Linked DNA regions of Homo sapiens: region 1 is linked to region 2. The links are chromatin loops, found by intact Hi-C in ENCODE. Cell type or tissue: PC-9. All regions are shown on one strand. Links, peaks and the distances in the headings refer to the core of each region. The heading gives the core; the rest is flanking DNA.

The links. Hi-C counts contacts between places; a loop is a spot of excess contacts. Peaks named below come from ENCODE experiments on the same cell type or tissue, not always from the same donor. Only the 100,000 strongest peaks of a DNase experiment are listed, where the experiment ranks them.
Region 1: it touches region 2 in a loop (10-fold over the local background); 1 of 110 quality-filtered maps calls a loop at or near these places.

What each region holds. Positions count from the first base shown.
Region 1 is chr20:48,944,182-48,948,567 of GRCh38, reverse strand. The region is part of intron 3 of ARFGEF2 (ARF guanine nucleotide exchange factor 2); the gene reads right to left. Among named protein-coding and RNA genes, the nearest start is that of ARFGEF2, 25 kb to the right of the region's middle. In PC-9, for the core only: no CTCF peak of the experiment used is centred there; a DNase peak (open chromatin) is centred at 2,517; H3K4me3 peaks cover 1,351 bases; H3K27ac peaks cover 3,440 bases.
Region 2 is chr20:47,662,061-47,666,446 of GRCh38, reverse strand. It overlaps SULF2 (sulfatase 2), which reads left to right. Exons shown (of 21, transcript NM_001387048.1): 12 at 1-187; 13 at 494-590; 14 at 1,154-1,248; 15 at 2,258-2,317; 16 at 2,825-2,994; 17 at 3,235-3,377. Among named protein-coding and RNA genes, the nearest start is that of SULF2, 120 kb to the left of the region's middle. RefSeq lists enhancers at 1-642, 643-1,628, 2,162-2,211, 2,242-2,381, 3,192-3,241. In PC-9, for the core only: CTCF peaks have their summits at 2,300 and 2,502 (motif pointing left); a DNase peak (open chromatin) is centred at 2,486; H3K27ac peaks cover 1,355 bases.

The DNA.
Region 1 (4,386 bases), core at 238-4,237, 1.3 Mb before region 2:
CATGAATGAATATATTTGGTACAAATTAAGTCTTCTACCTCACTGGTCTCTTCTGAAGTTGGTTCTATTTACTTTGCCTCAGTGATAGGAATCCAAAGAGTCACCTCTGACCAGAGAAACTGAGGCATGTCTCCAAGGAGGCTTGCACAGAGATGTTCACTATAACCCTGTGTGTGCCTCTGTACAGGGGAGCGAGAGATGGAATGGTGGCATGACACGTCATATGCCAGTCAAAAGAATGCACTAGATCCACATGGAGAGATATAGCTAGAGCCTGATAACGGTGTTGAATGTAAAAAGCTGCAGAGAAACTTGTACAAGTGATATCACTTATTGAAAAAAAAAGAGAGGAAAGAAAAGTATACACCTAAACAGGCAATTGGGTTTGGGGCTGGTGGCCCAAGGAACTTCATTTTATCTGTAAAGTTCTAAAAACCTTTTAACAGAGACTGTAGTCATGTACAACTTACATAATTAAAAATTGATTTTTCATTGTGCATTTAAAAAATCAAAAGTTTTCTGGAAATAAGAGCTAAAAGATAATGTTTATGGTATAAACAGGGCAGCTTAGATTAATGGTTTCCTACAGCCTTCACTGGGATGTAAAAAGAAAATGTTAGAATTTTATTTATATTTTTCCAATTGTCCTGTCAAAGTTGTATTTTTGTATGCTTTACAATATATGTAATTTATTTATTTATATATTTATTTTGAGATGGGGTCTCACTCTGTCACCCAGGCTGGAGTGCAGTGGCACGATCTCTGCTCATTGCAACCTCTGCCTCCCAGGCTCAAGTGATCCTCCCACCTCAGCCTCCTGAGTAGTTGGAACCACAGGCGCATGCCACTATGCCTGGCTAATTTTTTGTATTTTTAGTACAGGCACCCCATGTTGCCCAGGCTGGTCTTAAACTCCTGAGTTCAGGCAATCCACCTGCCTCGGCCTTCCAAAGTGCTGGGATTACAGGCGTGAGCTACTGCGCCTGGCCATATATATACTTTAATAACAGGAACATGTGTAAATAAAGAGGTTTTTGTAGAAATGAGGTCTCCCTATGTTGAGCTCAAACTCCTGGGCTCAAGCAATCCTTCCACCTTGGCCTCCCAAAGCACTGGGATTATAGGCGTGAACCATCATGCCCAACCCATAACTTTATTTTAATTTTTGGAGGCAGAGTCTCACTCTGTTGCCCAGGCTGGAGTGCAGTGACACAATCCTGGCTCACTGCAACCTCCATCTCCTGGGTTCAAGTGATTCTCCTGCCTCAGCCTCCCAAGTAGCTGGGATTATAGGCATGTGCTACCACACCCAGCTAATTTTTTGTATTTTTAGCAGAGATGGGGTCTCACCATGTTGCCCAAGCTGGTCTTGAACTCCTGAGCTCAGGCAATCTGCCCGTCTCGGCCTCCCAAAGTGCTGGGATTATAGGCATGAGCTACCGCACCTGGCCCTAACCTATAATTTTAAATTAAAGAAATATGAATATATTGGCAGGATATCCTCAAAAATGGTTTTATTATTCACTTGAGGCCAGGAGTTCGAGACCAGCCTGGGCAACAAAGTAAGACCCCGGTCTCTACAAAAAGTAAAAAAAATAACTAGCTGGGTGTGGCGGCACACACCTGTAGTCCCAGCTACTCGGGAGGCTGAGGTGGGAGGATTACATGAGTCCAGGAGTTTGAGGCTGCAGTGAGCTATGATCAAGCCACTGCACTCTAGTCTGGACAACAGAGTGAGACCCTGTCTCTAAAAAAAACCAAAAAAACTGGCTGGGCACAGTGGCTCACGCCTGTAATCCTAACACTTTAGGAAGCCAAGGTGGGCTTAAGCTCAGGAGTTCAGGACCAGCCTGGACAACATGGCAAAACCTTGCCTTTACAAAAAATAGAAAAATTAGCCCGTGGTCCCAGCTACTTGGGAGGCTGAGATGGGAGGATCACCTGAGCCTGGGGAAGTCGGGGTTTTCGGAAGCCTGATCACGCCACTGCACTCCAGCCTAGGTAACAGAATGAAAGGTGTTTCCTTTCTCTAAAAAATACCTATCTTTCTCTAAAAAAATAAAAAATAAAAATATATATATATATATATAAAATTGATATGTGACCAGAAAAACTTGGGGACTACTTAGTAGCTTAGACAAGACTGACCTTAACCCCCCTTACACTGAGCCCTGGCTGCGGGGAAGCGTGTAGCAGACCAAATGCTGGAGAAAGGGAAGACAGAATCTTTTTCACCTGGTAGAAGCAAGCCGCAGGGGAAGTCTCCAGGCTTCTCCCAGTGGAGAGGAAGCCTGAGCTAACTGTGCTTATGGCAAATCAATCCCAGAAGCACCTTTGCCACTCCTACTGCTGCGCCAAGCTCAAGGAATGGCAGGGCATAGCACTGATGTATCTGCAGCTGGTTTCAATTCTGCCCAAACCAAACTTTACCCCGATGCTGGCCTTCCATTTCTAAGACAGAGGTTACCTTGCCCACACTGGGAAAAGCCAGTCAAACAGGCTTGGCAAGGGCAGCCACCATGGGGAAGTACATTTTTTCCATTCAGTAGCCCAGGGAGCACCGAGCCACTTTCTCATGTCATAAAAAGGATGACTCATTTTGTATACTAAACAAAGAAATCCTAGTGTACCTATTACATCTCAGAGAATCTATTACATCTCAGAGAACTTCCATTCCTTTCTGTGTGTTTTTCCTTTTTTTAAAGAGACAGGGTCTTGCTTTGTCACTCAGGCTAGAGTTAGGTGTCACCATCACGGCTCACTGCAGCCTCAACCTCCTGGGCCCAAGCAATTCTCCTGCCTCTGCCTTCTGAGTAACTGGGACTAAAGGTGTGCACCACATGGCCCAGCTAACTTTTTATTTTTACTTTACTTTGTAGAGATGGGGTCTCAATATGTTGCCCAGGCTGTTCTCAAATACCTGGCCTCAAGTGATCCTCCTGCCTCAAAGTGCTGGGATTACAGGCGTGAGCCACTGCACCCAGCCAGAACTTCCATTCTAAAAAGAGAGATAACCATACCCCATAAGACTCAAGATTCACAGTGGGTTGAAACAAGGCAGGGTGTGTTTCCGTTTGAAATCATACTCAGATGCAAGGAGTTCCAGAAACAAACGATTTCTGTTACTAAACAGGCCAGAACCACATGGGTACAGTCAAGAGCAGGGGCCAGTTAAGAGCAGCAACCTTTTTCCATAAAGGAACACATACTAAATGTTTAGGCTCTGCGGGTCATTTGGTCTCCTTTACAGCTACTCCGCTAGGTCACAGTAGCAGGAAGGCAGCCACAGGTAATACATAAACGAATGGGCATAGCTGTTGCTACAGACTGAAAGTTTGTGTCCCCCTAAAATTTGTATGTTGAAGCCTTAAGCCTGCAATGTGATGGTATTAGGAGGCTGGGCCTTTGAGAAATAATCAGGCTTAGATGCAGTCATGAGGGTAGGTCCCTCATGACAGGATTAGTGTCCTCTAAGAAGAAACCAGAAACCTAGCTCTCTCTCCATGACACGTGAGAACACAGCTGTCTGCAGCCAGAAGGAGTGTACCCTCACCAGGAACCAAATCAGCCAGTACCTTGATCTTATACTGCCTAGCTTTCAAAACTGTAAGAAATAAATGCCTGTTGTTGAAGACATCCAGTCTATGATATTCTGTTACACCAACCCAAGCAGACTAAGACAGCTGTGTTCCAATAAAACTTTATTTGCAAAAGCAGACAGTAGGCCAGATTTGGCTCATGGGCCAAAGCTGATGACCCCTGGTTAAGAACACAGACACAGAGTCAAGAAGTCCTAGAAACCCACTGGGTGCAGTGGCTCATGTTTGTAATCCCCAAACTTTGGGAGGCCTAGGCGGGAGGATCACTTGAGCTTAGGAGTTCTAGACCAGCCTGGGCAACTTGGTGAAACCCTGTCTCTACAAAAAATATAAAAATAAAATTATCTGGGTGTGGTTGTGCAAGCCTGTGGTCCCAGCTACTTGAGAGGCTGAGGTGGGAGAATCACTTGAGCCCGGGGAGAATCACTTGACTTTGCAGTGAGCCACGATCGCGCCACTGCACTGCAGCCTACCTTGGACTAGGCTGGTCACTTCATTCCCTAAGCCTTGGTTTCCTTGATTCTAAAATGAGGACAAGAGTAAGTACCTCAGAGGGCTGTCGAGGGGACTACACACGGTACGGTGAATGAAGCACACAGGGCCCACTACAGGCTAAGAGCTCAATGCATGTCAGCCACTGTTCTTAGAACGTCAATTACATTATCAGCACTCCCTTCAAAAGAAAACCTTAACATGCGGAGAGAACAACTAAAATTCAAATTCTGCCAAATCTCCTCAGAACACGTTCACAGCAAAAAATATTTTAGGATAGAAGTAGGACTGAAGC
Region 2 (4,386 bases), core at 194-4,193:
TGGCCATCGAGGTGGACGGCAGGGTGTACCACGTAGGCCTGGGTGATGCCGCCCAGCCCCGAAACCTCACCAAGCGGCACTGGCCAGGGGCCCCTGAGGACCAAGATGACAAGGATGGTGGGGACTTCAGTGGCACTGGAGGCCTTCCCGACTACTCAGCCGCCAACCCCATTAAAGTGACACATCGGTGAGTGTCCAGGTGGAAGTCGAGGGTGAAGGGGACAGGACAGACCTCGGCAAAGGGCTTCCCACACCTCTTGGGCCCCTGAGGACCAAGATGACAAGGATGGTGGGGACTTCAGTGGCACTGGAGGCCTTCCCGACTATTCAGCCGCCAACCCCATTAAAGTGACACATCGGTGAGTGTCCAGGTGGAAGTCGAGGGTGAAGGGGACAGGACAGACCTCGGCAAGGGCTTCCCACACCTCTTGGGCACCTGGGCTGCTCCCCCTCCACCACCTCCGAGCCACACGTGATCCCTTCTCTCAAGCAGGTGCTACATCCTAGAGAACGACACAGTCCAGTGTGACCTGGACCTGTACAAGTCCCTGCAGGCCTGGAAAGACCACAAGCTGCACATCGACCACGAGGTGAGTGGAGAGCGGGAGAGGAGCATGCTCTCGGCCACCACGGGCCTGGCAGGACCCCCGGTTCACAGTGGGAGGGCAGTGAGGCCAGACCCAGGGAAGAGGCTGGAGAGGTGAAGTGAGGTCCCCACAGATTCCTCAACGCGGGGATAGGTGTCAGTCCCAGCATGAGACAGATAGCTTCCTGCCCAGGCCGTCTGAGGGACGATGGCTTAGCCACGTTGTCCCCCTTTTGACTTACAAGAAGTCTACGCTACAGGAGGCCTTTCATCAAACCCAGGGGAGACACTGGAGGCCTCAGTGGGCTCAGCGGGTTCCTGCGCAGGCCAGGCCGGAAAAATGACTCGGTTCCCTTGCAAGGGCTGGCTGGAGGAGAAGGCGGGCTTCCTTCAGGCAGAACAAGTACCTCCTCCCCACCCAGACATGCCGGTGCTTGCCCTGGGGCCCGGGGAGTGCAGGCTGCCGCTGCTGAGCACAGACACGGCAGCGTGGGGGCAGTCACCAGGCCAAGTCTTTGTTGTCCAGCCTTGAAGGTTTCAAGGCCTCCTCTTCTGCCCCTCCCTCAGATTGAAACCCTGCAGAACAAAATTAAGAACCTGAGGGAAGTCCGAGGTCACCTGAAGAAAAAGCGGCCAGAAGAATGTGACTGTCACAAAATCAGGTGAGGCAGTAGCAAAGGGACCTCCCTAAGACCCCACTCTCCTACAGGACAGTTCAGTTCATCCCCTCTCGTGATTGACCCCTTTCATTTTTTATTTTTATCTTTATCTTCTCCCCTCATGGCATTAAAAAAATCCGTAATTTACCTCCCTGTTGTCAGCCAGTGTGGCACACGGACCTGCTCCTCAGCCAGGCTGGCGCCCAGATTCCAGTACTGCTAGCAAGAGACCCGTGCTGGCTGCGCAGAGCCGGCTCCAGGCCGGAAAAGTGCCTCTGCCGATTGCCCTTTCAGAAATCCCCCATGTGGTTTGAGGTCCATGTTCCCGGCTTAGGGGTCCCCTGGCCCAAAGGACTGAACTCTAGAACAGCTCTAATAGAACATTCTGTGCTGACGGAAATGGGCTATATCTGCACTACACCACACGTGGCTGGTGCATACTTAAAATTTTGGCTAGTGTCACTAAGGAGCCAAATTTTTTATTTTGCTTAATTCAAATTGAAGTAGCCACCTGTGGCCAGTGGCTACCATACTGGACAGCACAGCTGTAGAAGCCCTGCTGTCTTTCCAGAAAGTGTTGCAAAACACAGGCTTCCCTGTGTTGACCCCGACCAAGTGTGAGTAGGCAGGGTGGTGAGGGAACCAACCTCAAGATGCTGAGGCTTTGACATGTAAAATTAACCATCAAAAAAGAAAGGAAAAAGGATGCTGAGGCTGATGCACCTAAAGCCAGGCCCAGCTTCTAGTCGTGGCTAAATTACAATTAACCCAACCTGCTAAAGTCTAGCAAAAGTCCAGGCAGAGTCCTGGCTCATGCTTGGAGAAAGAAGCCACTCAGGCAGGCACCTGCTGCCCTGAGGATAGGGTCATGCCCTACCCACCACCACCCCAGAAGGAGGGACAGGGGTGGGGCAGCAGCAACACATGGGAGTCCCAGAAATCACAGCTTGCACCTGCCAGCGGAGCCCTCTGAGCCACTCCTGAAGCCTGGGGCTGGGGGGGTCTGTTACAGCTACCACACCCAGCACAAAGGCCGCCTCAAGCACAGAGGCTCCAGTCTGCATCCTTTCAGGTAAGAGCAGCTTGAGGTCCTGGGGAAGAGATGCAGAGGCCTGCATGAGGAGGTGGCCCTCCCTTAAGCTAAAACTCAGAAGAAAAGGAAAGAAGTCCAGGCCCTTCCCTGGGAAGTCCACGGTAGCCCTCGAAGAGGCCTTACTTCCCAATCAACACTGAGCGGGCCTCCGACGCCCCCTTGTGGCTAAATGGGGTTACCGCAACTCCACCAAGCAGGGCAGGACACAGGAAGGAGGGGAAAGGGGTGTCAACAGGAGTCCCAGTAGCTGCCTGGTTCTGTCCCCAGCTTGTGCCCCCTTGGGAGTTAAAGTAGAATGACAAGACCCAGGTTCTGGTCCCGGCTCTGCCTTGGAGCAGCACTGGGACTTGGGACCCTGAATTGCTATGCCCATGGCTCTCTGTTGGAGAAGCCTCAGCGAAGCCCTTAGGTGGACAGGAAGAGCAGAGACATGGGGTCACTGATCCCTCAGAGGCCCAAGGTGTGTGTGGCCCTCTGCGCCCATAGGAAGGGCCTGCAAGAGAAGGACAAGGTGTGGCTGTTGCGGGAGCAGAAGCGCAAGAAGAAACTCCGCAAGCTGCTCAAGCGCCTGCAGAACAACGACACGTGCAGCATGCCAGGCCTCACGTGCTTCACCCACGACAACCAGCACTGGCAGACGGCGCCTTTCTGGACACGTGAGCAAGCCCAGGGCAGGGGTGGACAGGCTGAGGCCCAGGGGTTCAAGAAACTTCTCCACTTAGTGACCCAGACCTCTCTCAGAAAGGGGGTCCCCAACACCAGGGGTCCACGGTGCTCGGGACAGCCTCTTGGCATTTGACGAACTGGTTTTAGGGGCTGTCCCTGACAGGAATCACTGTTGGCAGATGGGGCCTCCTCCCGCAGGCACTCAGGACATGCTCTCTCTTCCTTGGCAGTGGGGCCTTTCTGTGCCTGCACCAGCGCCAACAATAACACGTACTGGTGCATGAGGACCATCAATGAGACTCACAATTTCCTCTTCTGTGAATTTGCAACTGGCTTCCTAGAGTACTTTGATCTCAACACAGACCCCTACCAGGTACAGGCAACCCGAGCTAGAGGGATGGGGGTGTGGGGTACACCAGTGCTGCCAGGTAGGCCCCCCCCAACCTCAGGGAAGTGATGACAAATTGTCCAAGTCCCACTGAGTCCCTGAGCCGGTGGGAGTAAGTTGTGAAGCTGCTGAGATTGGGGGTTCTGTGTTCAATCAGCCTTTTTTGCCTCCATCACCCTGCTTTTTGCCTCCATCACCCTGCGTGTGTAATATATATGGCTTCTTCCCTCTAACTTAACATGCAGCATGCAACCAGGTTTTGCCGGAACTTGTGAAGACTCCTAACACTGTCAGGCTGTAGGATCAAGCCAAATATCACCCACTGCAGGGCCTACACGGACCGCGCAGCTAATATAACAGTAACACACTGCACCAAGCACTCTGCTAAGTGCTTCCGTACAGTAAGCCATCTAAACACACATGCGACTGAAGTGGCCCAGGACCACACAAGACCAAAAGGAGCAGTGGCATGTCTGGTCATCGGAACATGTGGGCCCTTGTACAGGGACAGTCACTACTGAGCTCCAGCACTAGAGCTTTCCTGTACTGTGGCCTTGGTATTGCCCAGGCTTTGACCTTTCAAGAAAAGCCTGAAATAATTTAAATGAAATCTGATGTTTAAATGTCAGCAGCACAAATGCTTTAATTACTATATAGGTGTGCAGTCTTTCTCCTTAGATAGGTTCACCCTCATACTTTACCAAAGGGGTAGGTTAAGTCCCTCACCGGTAGCTCCCAGACTACACAAGAACCCAGGCCACTTACCCGTCCTTTCATCAAATGGCTGCTTTGCAATCAGGAGGAGCTGAGGGCCCCTGAATGAAGGCTGCTGATAAAACCAAGACTTGGAAGGCTTTCTTTCCAAGCTTGGGAAGTTTCCTGACCAGTGGCTGCAGAACTCCAACGTTAAATACACAGACGTGGTTTTTATTCTCCTGAGTTTTCACTCTCATGAAGAGTGAACCTGGTGGGACTTGAAGCCAAAAAGTCACCT